Linked DNA regions of Homo sapiens: region 2 is linked to region 1. Evidence: chromatin loops called from intact Hi-C (ENCODE). Cell type or tissue: mammary epithelial cell. All regions are shown on one strand. Each heading gives the region's core, and the rest is flanking DNA. Links, peaks and the distances in the headings are about the cores only.

Region 1 (4,398 bases), core at 261-4,260:
TTATTTTCTTCAGGAGTTATGAGAATGAAATCAGCTGATGACTGACAAAAACAGTGGTTGAGATTTCCAGAGATTCTATATACAGGAATGACTCATCCAAATTTACCACACATTGTTCATTGTGTATATTTGTTAACCTCAGGAAAGTAAGTGTCTATGAAATGCTTGAAATAAATATATACCCACACATACTTCTTCTTATTTTACTGTGGTTGTTTTGGTTGTGTTGGTTGTTTCAGATTGCTCTGGGTCTGTAAGCAAAATTTAAAGGTTTTTTTTTTTTTTAAGTAAAAAAAATGTAGAAAAGAAAAAGCTGGAGGAAAGACGAGGAGAAGTAGTAGCAAAAATCATTCCTTAGTGCACTTGCTATAGGACTGCAACCTAAAGAAAGGCTAAAAGTTGACTAGTGAACCTTAAGCAGTTTTAAAATATGCTCACATTAATCAATATTTCTCCAAATATCGTATCAGTACAAAATTTCAACAGCAAGAGTAAGCACCTTTTCACCAAGTTGTAGGCAACTGAAAATGCTTCTCAATAAAACATTTTCCAATCTCAGCTCAGAGAAATAATAATCTTTTAAAAATGTAGTGCTTAGAAGGTTGGAAGAAAGAGCAGAAGATTGCAAAACTAGGCACAAGAAGTCCACCAGCTGTTAGAAAGTTCAAAAAGTCAATAAATGAAGCTAAATACTAGTCTTCTAAAGTCATTTTTCAGGTAAGATAAATAGGGTCTTTTTCACCTTAAATTCTCATTTGACAGTATCCCAGCACATGTCTCGGCTATTAATACACTTGGGTAGCCTCAGGGAGACTTTCAAAAAGTGGGTCTTAAGACACTGATATTCTTGTCTCCAGACTCATGAGTCATTTGGACGCAAGCATTGAATTTAAGAAGTAGTCACTTCCTCACCGTTGAGGCGCTGGTAGAAAACACATGATTATTGTATTGGAGATTCAATAAACATTCTTTCATTTTCAAAGTAGATTCTCACAACACTATTATGAAACCTTTCACTACTGGGTCTTTGGTGGGAAACGAATAACATGTCTTAAATTTGTCCCTAGACCCATGGCTCTGACCATCTCTGCATACCCCTCCCCAAATAAAGACAGTGAGGTACAATAGGGAGCAGCCACAGATGCTGGTCATGAATTTCTTCTAGCTAATAGGAAATAGACTCTGTTAATTTTTTTTTTTTTGACATAAGGTTTTCTGTGGCATTGGAGCTATTTTAATGGGGATTTGTTGCTAGGAGAATTCTACGATCACTTTTTAAAAGATGGATGTCTGATGTTTGCATTTTTAAAAATTACTGAAATGTTCTTCAGTCTTGGTTTAGTTACAGAAGGTTAGCTGAGATTGAGGTAGAGAGCATATTTTTAAAGTATGGAAACCTAATCCTGTGTGTGTGTGTGTGTGTGTGTGTGTTTATGAATACACAGAGTAAGCTTTAAAGAACTGGCTCCTCCATATTAAACATTAAGTAGTTTGTTACAATGATATGCACTATGTATCAACTATATGTAAGGCACTATGCTGAAGGTAGCCAAGGGAGAACAGTCTTGGCTCCTAAGGATCTTTTGATGTAGTGAATTTATGTTATATGTTTTTGTCTTTTACATTAAGTTATTTGGATCCTAACAATAACGCCCCTTATTTGGAGATACATATACTTTTTGAATAGTCTCTAACTATAGAAGCGACTTGGAAACATAGAAATGCTTATATCTGTAACCAGTTCATAGGCAGTTGGTGCTTAGCTTCTTTTGGCACAAAAAAAGAAGTTAGTCTACAAATCAATATTTAATGAAGGAGCAAATAAAATACAATATCCTATTAAAATATTATGTAATTTCTGCATGTTGCTTATAAATGATTTTTCATTTATGGCAGTGTAAGTAAGAGGAGAGCTGTTTTTAAAAATCTTTTGAAGCAAATAAGAGAAAACTATGTCAGGTCTCTAATATTGCCATTAGGAAAAAAAAAACCATTTTGGCTCAGAACTCTGGCATTTTAATCAGTTTTTTATTTCCTATTGTAATGACTCCTGTTTCGTGTCCATGAGTTTTGTGGTAGCTGGTTAAGTGACTCAAGAAATAGTTTTGTGGTAATATAATAGTTTTGTTTCAACTATAATATACAAAATGTGCTAGGCAATGTCCAATTAAATGAAATATACTTCACGGGTGAAAAGACTCATGTAATATCCTAAGGTGCCTTAGTCAGATTTATAACAGCCAATTTATAGGCAGGCATAATATTACCCAATTAGCAACCTTGGCTTTATGAATCAATTGCATTATGTATTTTTAGATTTCAACATCTCTTGTGGTCAATCATCTTTCAACATCGAGTACTCAAATGCAATTTCAAAATGAGGGAGCCAGAATCATTGAATGACATAGATGCTTGGCCAGTTGTTTTATGATGCTGGTTATTGAGAAAGTTAATAGTTCTCTGTTGATAGCAATCATGTATCTCTAACAATACTATCATCAAATTAAATGCTATAGAAGTTAGCTGGTATGCTTAAAATATTATTAGGGAATATATATTATCAGTGAATATATATAATACATATATAAAATAAATATGTATTTTATATTTTAGCTATATAAAAGTAAAATAAAATAAAATTTAATTTTTTATTAATCATCTCATAGTGGGGTTTTCCAAGTATTTATTGTATTTGGTGAAGGAAAGAATGGATTTTATTCAATAGAATGGTGGGGCAGGCCCGCATGTCATTCAGTCCAAAATAATTGTGCACATTTCTTTTTAAAAAAATAAACTACTAAGATGAAAGCTAATATAGAAGGAAGATGCAACAAAGACCTCTATATAGAACAGCTCACTGTCAATTCACCAACAACTGTATCATCTAACATCCACTTACTGAATATTCAGCTTATCTGTTGACTAGTTTGTTTAGAACTCAATCCCTTGTTGAATGGCTTTGTAATTGTTTGAGTTCTCTCTCTCCCTCTCTCTCTTACTGGCTCTTTCTCTTTCCCTCTCTCTCCCTCTTTATAAATTCTTAGAATTAACCAATAAAACACTTAGTTTGTCTTAGGCAATGCTGCTTAATATTATGCCCTTTATAATTGATAGAACCGTTTTGTACACTTTTATTTTGTATGTACATCTATATCTACATATTTATATCTATATAGTACCTATATCTACATAGATATACATATTTATCTACCGTACTTTTCAATATTTTAAGCACTTTTTAAAATCTAAAGACTTATTCTTTTATGTTTGATTTTAAGGGAATTAATTTAAGATGGGCTAAAGATTTGGAGACATTTTCCTAGTAGAGAACTTATAAGAATGCTGGATAAATTTTTTAAAATAATAATTTAAATGCATGGCTTGATTCAATGGAAAGTAAGAAAAGTCCTTGGAGGCTAGGAACAAAGATAAGTTAAGGATGCTAAAAATGGAGCCAGCATTGAAACCAGTCTGCCCTGAGACATCAGTTGATCTCTGCAGGCATGGGAGCTCGGACTACATCTGTAGGAAGACGAGAGGCAATGTCTGAGGACAAAACAATGAGAGTTTGGTTGCAGACTGGTGAAGGAACACCAAAAGGGTGTTCAGAGAGTGACCTGTAACTGTTTCTCCCAGGGAGAGAACGTAGAGATACTTGCCTATATTGATCCTGGCCTTAGGTAAAGAGTTAAAAAGAAAGTGTCCTTTTAGAATTGATTCTCACAAGCCCATCCTCCTAAGGCTTTAGGGCCGGAGTTTATACTATTACACTACTGTGGGGGGGAAAAAGAGATAAAAACTCAGGCTGACTTATAGTTTAAAGGGATTCCAGGCTGAGAGGGTCTGTTTTTCCTGGAAGAGACAAATGCGAATACATTTTGGAGCAACAAAATTTAAATCCAGACCATAATATTTCCCATAAATAAAGTTCCAGGAAATATGAGCTTATAATAATCACAAGCATATAACAAAACAAACCACTATGCATGAGAGTCTGCATTAAAAAACAATAAATAGGCCAGGCGTGGTGGCTCACACCTATAATCCCAGCACTTTGGGAGGCCAAGGCAGGCGGATCACGAGAGGTCAGGAGTTCCAGACCAGCCTGGTCAATATGGTGAAACCCTGTCTGTACTAAAAAAAAAATACAAAAATTAGCCAGGCATGGTGGCGGCCACTGTAGTCCCAGCTACTCAGGAGGCTGAGGCAGGAGAGTCGCTTGAACCCAGGAGGCATAGGTTGCAGTGAGCCGAGATCTCACCATGGCACTCTAGCATGGGCAACAGAGTGAGACTCCGTCTCAAAAAAAAAAAAAATAAATAATAATAATAATAAACAAAAACTATACAAAGAGACCCACAGAAAGTATAGATTTTGGAATTAGCAGAAACAAAAGAT
Region 2 (4,398 bases), core at 320-4,319, 50 kb before region 1:
AGAAGATACTGCAGGTATGTAAGTGACCAACGTGCTTTAAAATTCCTGGTGACTTTGGTCTTAATTTGTTGCCATCCTTTCTGTACTCAGATCTGAGGCATCCTCTGAAACTGGGAATATAGAGAATGACATTTCTGTCTTCCTTTTTTTTTTTCAGACGGAGTCTCACTCTGTCGCCCAGGCTGGAGTGCAGTGGTGCCATCTCGGCTCACTGCAACCTCCACCTCCCTGGTTCAAACAATTCTCCTGCCTCAGCCTCCCGAGTAGCTGGGACTACAGGCACACGCCACCACGCCCGGCTAATTTTTTGTGTTTTTCGTAGAGACAGGATTTCACCATGTTGGCCAGGCTGGTCTGACCTAAGGGGATCTGCCCGCTTTGGCCTCACAAAGTGCTGAGATTATAGGCGTGAGCCACCGCATCTGACCTTCTGTTCTCCTTTTGGTAGCTGAAATTCCTCTGTACTATTTCTGATCCTGTGTAAATAGGTTGGAATAGGATTCTGCCTTTCAGTTTTCATCCTTTCTTTCTCATCGTCCTCCTCTTTTTTCTTTCTCTCATTTTATGTCTACCTGTCCTTTCTTTTGGCTCTTATTTCTATATCTATAACAGTGAATTGTTAGAGAACAGGGTGAATACAATGGGACATAGAACACCTGGTGGTAAATATCCTGCTCCCTTTCTTCTTCAAAGCTAGTCAAACTCTAGTTTAATGAGTTTCTATCAGTTTTGTTTTCTAACGTCAATCAAAAGGGAGAGTTAGAGAAAAGGGAGAACACGTGGGAAAATGCATAAGCAAAGATAATACTATGAAAATAACAAGGCCGAGCGCGGTGGCTCACACCTGTAATCCCAGCACTTTGGGAGGCCGAGGCGGGTGGATCACGAGGTCAAGAGATCAAGACCATCTTGGTCAACATGGTGAAACCCTGTCTCTACTAAAAATACAAAAATTAGCCAGGCATGGTGGCGTGTGCCTGTAGTCCCAGCTACTCGGGAGGCTGAGGCAGGAGAATCACTTGAACCTGGGAGGTGGAGGTTGCAGTGAGCCGAAGGTTGCAGTGAGCCGAGATCGCACCATTGTACTGCAGCCTGGACAATAAGAGCGAAACTCTGTCTCGAACAACAACAACAAACGAAATGAAGGCCTTAAAAGTTGTCAGTCATTTGTTTCTAGTCGGCTATCTTCTCTTTGACTGTGCCTATGCTTGTGGAATACTTTCAATGGGATTAGAAACCTTAGTTGTTTGCTTGTTTTGATGGAACTTAGACTTTCTCCCTGCAGTAAGTAGCTGTGTTGAATTGCTAAAGCTGGAGTTCTGTTAATACTTGTGTTGCTACAGCTACAATATTTTAAGGAGGGGGAAAGAGCTAGTGACAGCCCGAACACAAAATCCTTACACAGACTCTTAGGTCATTTGTGCCTTGCTTCCTTCTCCATACCTTTTTGGTCACAGCTGGAGAGTCCTTGGTCATTGGTTGTACACCTTTGCTCTTCTGATAAAATTTCAGAGTTAGTATATGGGCAGTTTCAGGGGGGGTGTGGATGGTGGCCTGAACATTGTGCCTGGGCTGCCAAGACATGGCACACCCTCTTTCCCTCTTCCTGCCAAACTTTGGCTGTGCTGTTTTTGACCACATGTAAACAACTGAACCATAGCTAGAAGGGAGATCATCAAACTCTTTCTGTAAAGGACCAGATAGTAAATATATCAGGTTTTGCAGGCAAGATACTCCTTTTGCAACTATCCATCTTTGCTGCTGAAGTGCAAAAGCAGCCATAGATATAAACCAATGGGTGTGGCTATGTTCAAATAACATTTATGTATGAACACTGAAATCTGAATTTCATATACATTTTAAATATCACAAAATATTATTCTTCTTTTGATTTTTTCCTCAACTGTTTACAAATACAGAAACCGTTTATAGCTTGGAGGCTGTACAAAAACAAGGCGGTAGACTGGATTTGGTCTGAGTGCTGTGGTTTGCCAATCAGGAATGAGAACATTGTCCTTTGTTATGTTACCACGCACCACAAGTTTAGTGGCTTAACATGACAGCCGTTTACTTGTTTAGCTTGCCATTTGTTGGCTGGCAATTTGGGTGGGCTCAACTGGGTGGTTTTTGACTAGGTTCAGTCATACAACTGTGGTCAACTATTGGTCAGCTAGTTGGCTCTGTTTCTGGGAGGTGGTTGGCTAGGGCAACAAAGTTGACGGCCATGTGTCTCTCATCATTCAGCAGGCTAACCTGTGCTCGTTCACATGCTGGTTCTAGGATTAGCCAAAACAGGCAAGCTCCCATATGCGAGCACTTTTTGAGGTTCTGCTGGTGTCACTTTGCAATTGTCTCATTGTTTCAAGCAAGTCATCTGGTCTCGTCCAGAGTGTGGGGAAGAACTAAGCGTGTGGATACAGGCAGGCATGAATGATTAGGGTCTATTACTGCTACGTCTTATCACAGAAGGCCTCTAGTGTTGATGATTTATATCCTTTCTGCATTCATAATATGTTTCCTCCCAAGACCCCCTAAATCTCATCCAATCACAGCATCATACTCAATGTCCAGGATCTCTTGTTTGATAATTATGTTTAGGAGTGACTTTTTGGATGCAGATCCTCTTGTTCCAGCTGCATTAAAAAGATAAATTATGCAGTGAGAAGACAAACACATGATAACTGCAGTAGACACTGCTATTGGAAGGAGGGAAAATTGGAAACACGTAGCAATCACTGGTTCATAGAAATTCCGAAACCCGGGCCGGGTGCGGTGGCTTACGCCTGTAATCCCAGCACTTTGGGAGGCCGAGGTGGGTGGATCACGAGGTCAGGAGATCGAGACCATCCTGGCTAATGGTGAAACCCCATCTCTACTAAAATACAAAAAATTTGCTGGGCGTGGTGGCGGGCGCCTGTATTCCCAGCTACTCGGGAGGCTGAGGCAGGAAAATGGAGTGAACCTGGGAGGCGGAGGTTGCAGTGAGCCGAGATGGCGCCACTGCACTCCAGCCTGGGAGACAGAGCGAGGCTCTGTCTCAAAAAAAAAAAAAAAAAAAAAAAAAAAAGAAAAGAAATTCCGAAACCCAGCCGGGCATAGATTTTCAGATCCTTGTACTTCAAGGTGAGAAAATTTTCCTTGATTGGGCTAAGATTCCACTTCTGGCAGCTGTTTCTCCAGAGTCTTATTTTCTACTGCTCTCTGGAAGTAGTACTGTAGTCCATTGTGCATCACAGTTCTTGCCTGTGTCCTCTGAAACGTCATTCCTTTTTAATAAGAAATGGCCTCTGTATGCAGCTGAATACCTTCCTCAACCTTCATTCCTGTATAATGTTGGGAGCCCAGAAGCCTCTTTTTGTTTCAAGGTGATGTGAATATTTCAGTCCAAGATAGTGGTGCTTTTGTTGGCACAATTGACTTCAGGGTTTTTAGAACTTCCTACAAGGCAGATTCAGGTTCACTCCATACCCCAGAAGCCACATCCATAATTTTTATTGAGAGAGACTTTTTATTTATTTATTTATTTTTTTGAGATGGAGTTTCGCTCTTGTTGCCCAGGTTGGAGTGCAATGGTGCAATCTCGGCTTACCACAACCTCCGCCTCCTGGGTTCAAGCAATTCTCCTGCCTCAGCCTCCCGAGTAGCTGGGACTATAGGCATGCGCCACCACGCCCAGCTAATTTTGTATTTTTAGTGGAGACGGGGTTTCTCCATGTTGGTCAGGCTGGTCTTGAACTCGCGACCTCAGGTGATCCACCTGCCTGGGCCTCCCAAAGTGCTGGGATTACAGGCATGCGCCACCAAGCCCGGCCGAGAGAGACTTTTTACTTTGGTGTGTCAGCCTGCTGGGGAAAACAATCTTTAAAAATCTTAAAAGCCATTTTTGTCTGAGTGTCTACTATGTGTAATCTTAAATTTTTCAGAGTTTTTAACAAAGGGACTTACAGTCACACTTTGATTTGATCTTTACCCTGAGGCCATTTCTTACCTTGACAATTTTTTACTGACAGGGAAGATTGGAGATAAGGAAAAATTTATTTTCTTCGCAGCATGTTCCAGCCCCTCTATATATCTCCTAAGTTCTGCTTATAAACAGAATTTTTTAAAGCTCATCTCTCCTTTCTAGTACTTTATCATAGGCAGCTAAAAGAAGCCAATTAACAAGTTTAACTTTCTGTGAGGCTGTCTCCATTAATCAAATCCAGAAGTTCATTAGTTGCTGCAGGTAACATTTTATCAATTGTTCCACAACTACTAATTTCAAATAACTATTTTTCTAGACTGCCATAGTCATTTCTTTGCTACTTTTGCAGCCTCTGTTAACAGTGTGCTTACCATTTTTCAAGGCTTCATAGTCACTTTGCTGCTTTTCCAGCTTCTACCAGCCACATCACATCA

The links. Hi-C counts contacts between places; a loop is a spot of excess contacts. Peaks named below come from ENCODE experiments on the same cell type or tissue, not always from the same donor. Only the 100,000 strongest peaks of a DNase experiment are listed, where the experiment ranks them.
Region 2: it touches region 1 in a loop (4-fold over the local background); 1 of 110 quality-filtered maps calls a loop at or near these places.

Annotation. Positions count from the first base shown.
Region 1 is chr7:20,894,895-20,899,292 of GRCh38, forward strand. All of the region lies in intron 2 of LINC01162 (long intergenic non-protein coding RNA 1162), which reads left to right. Among named protein-coding and RNA genes, the nearest start is that of LINC01162, 62 kb to the left of the region's middle. In mammary epithelial cell, for the core only: no CTCF peak of the experiment used is centred there; DNase peaks (open chromatin) are centred at 867 and 2,267; H3K27ac peaks cover 2,782 bases.
Region 2 is chr7:20,844,886-20,849,283 of GRCh38, forward strand. All of the region lies in intron 1 of LINC01162 (long intergenic non-protein coding RNA 1162), which reads left to right. Among named protein-coding and RNA genes, the nearest start is that of LINC01162, 12 kb to the left of the region's middle. In mammary epithelial cell, for the core only: no CTCF peak of the experiment used is centred there; no DNase peak of the experiment used is centred there.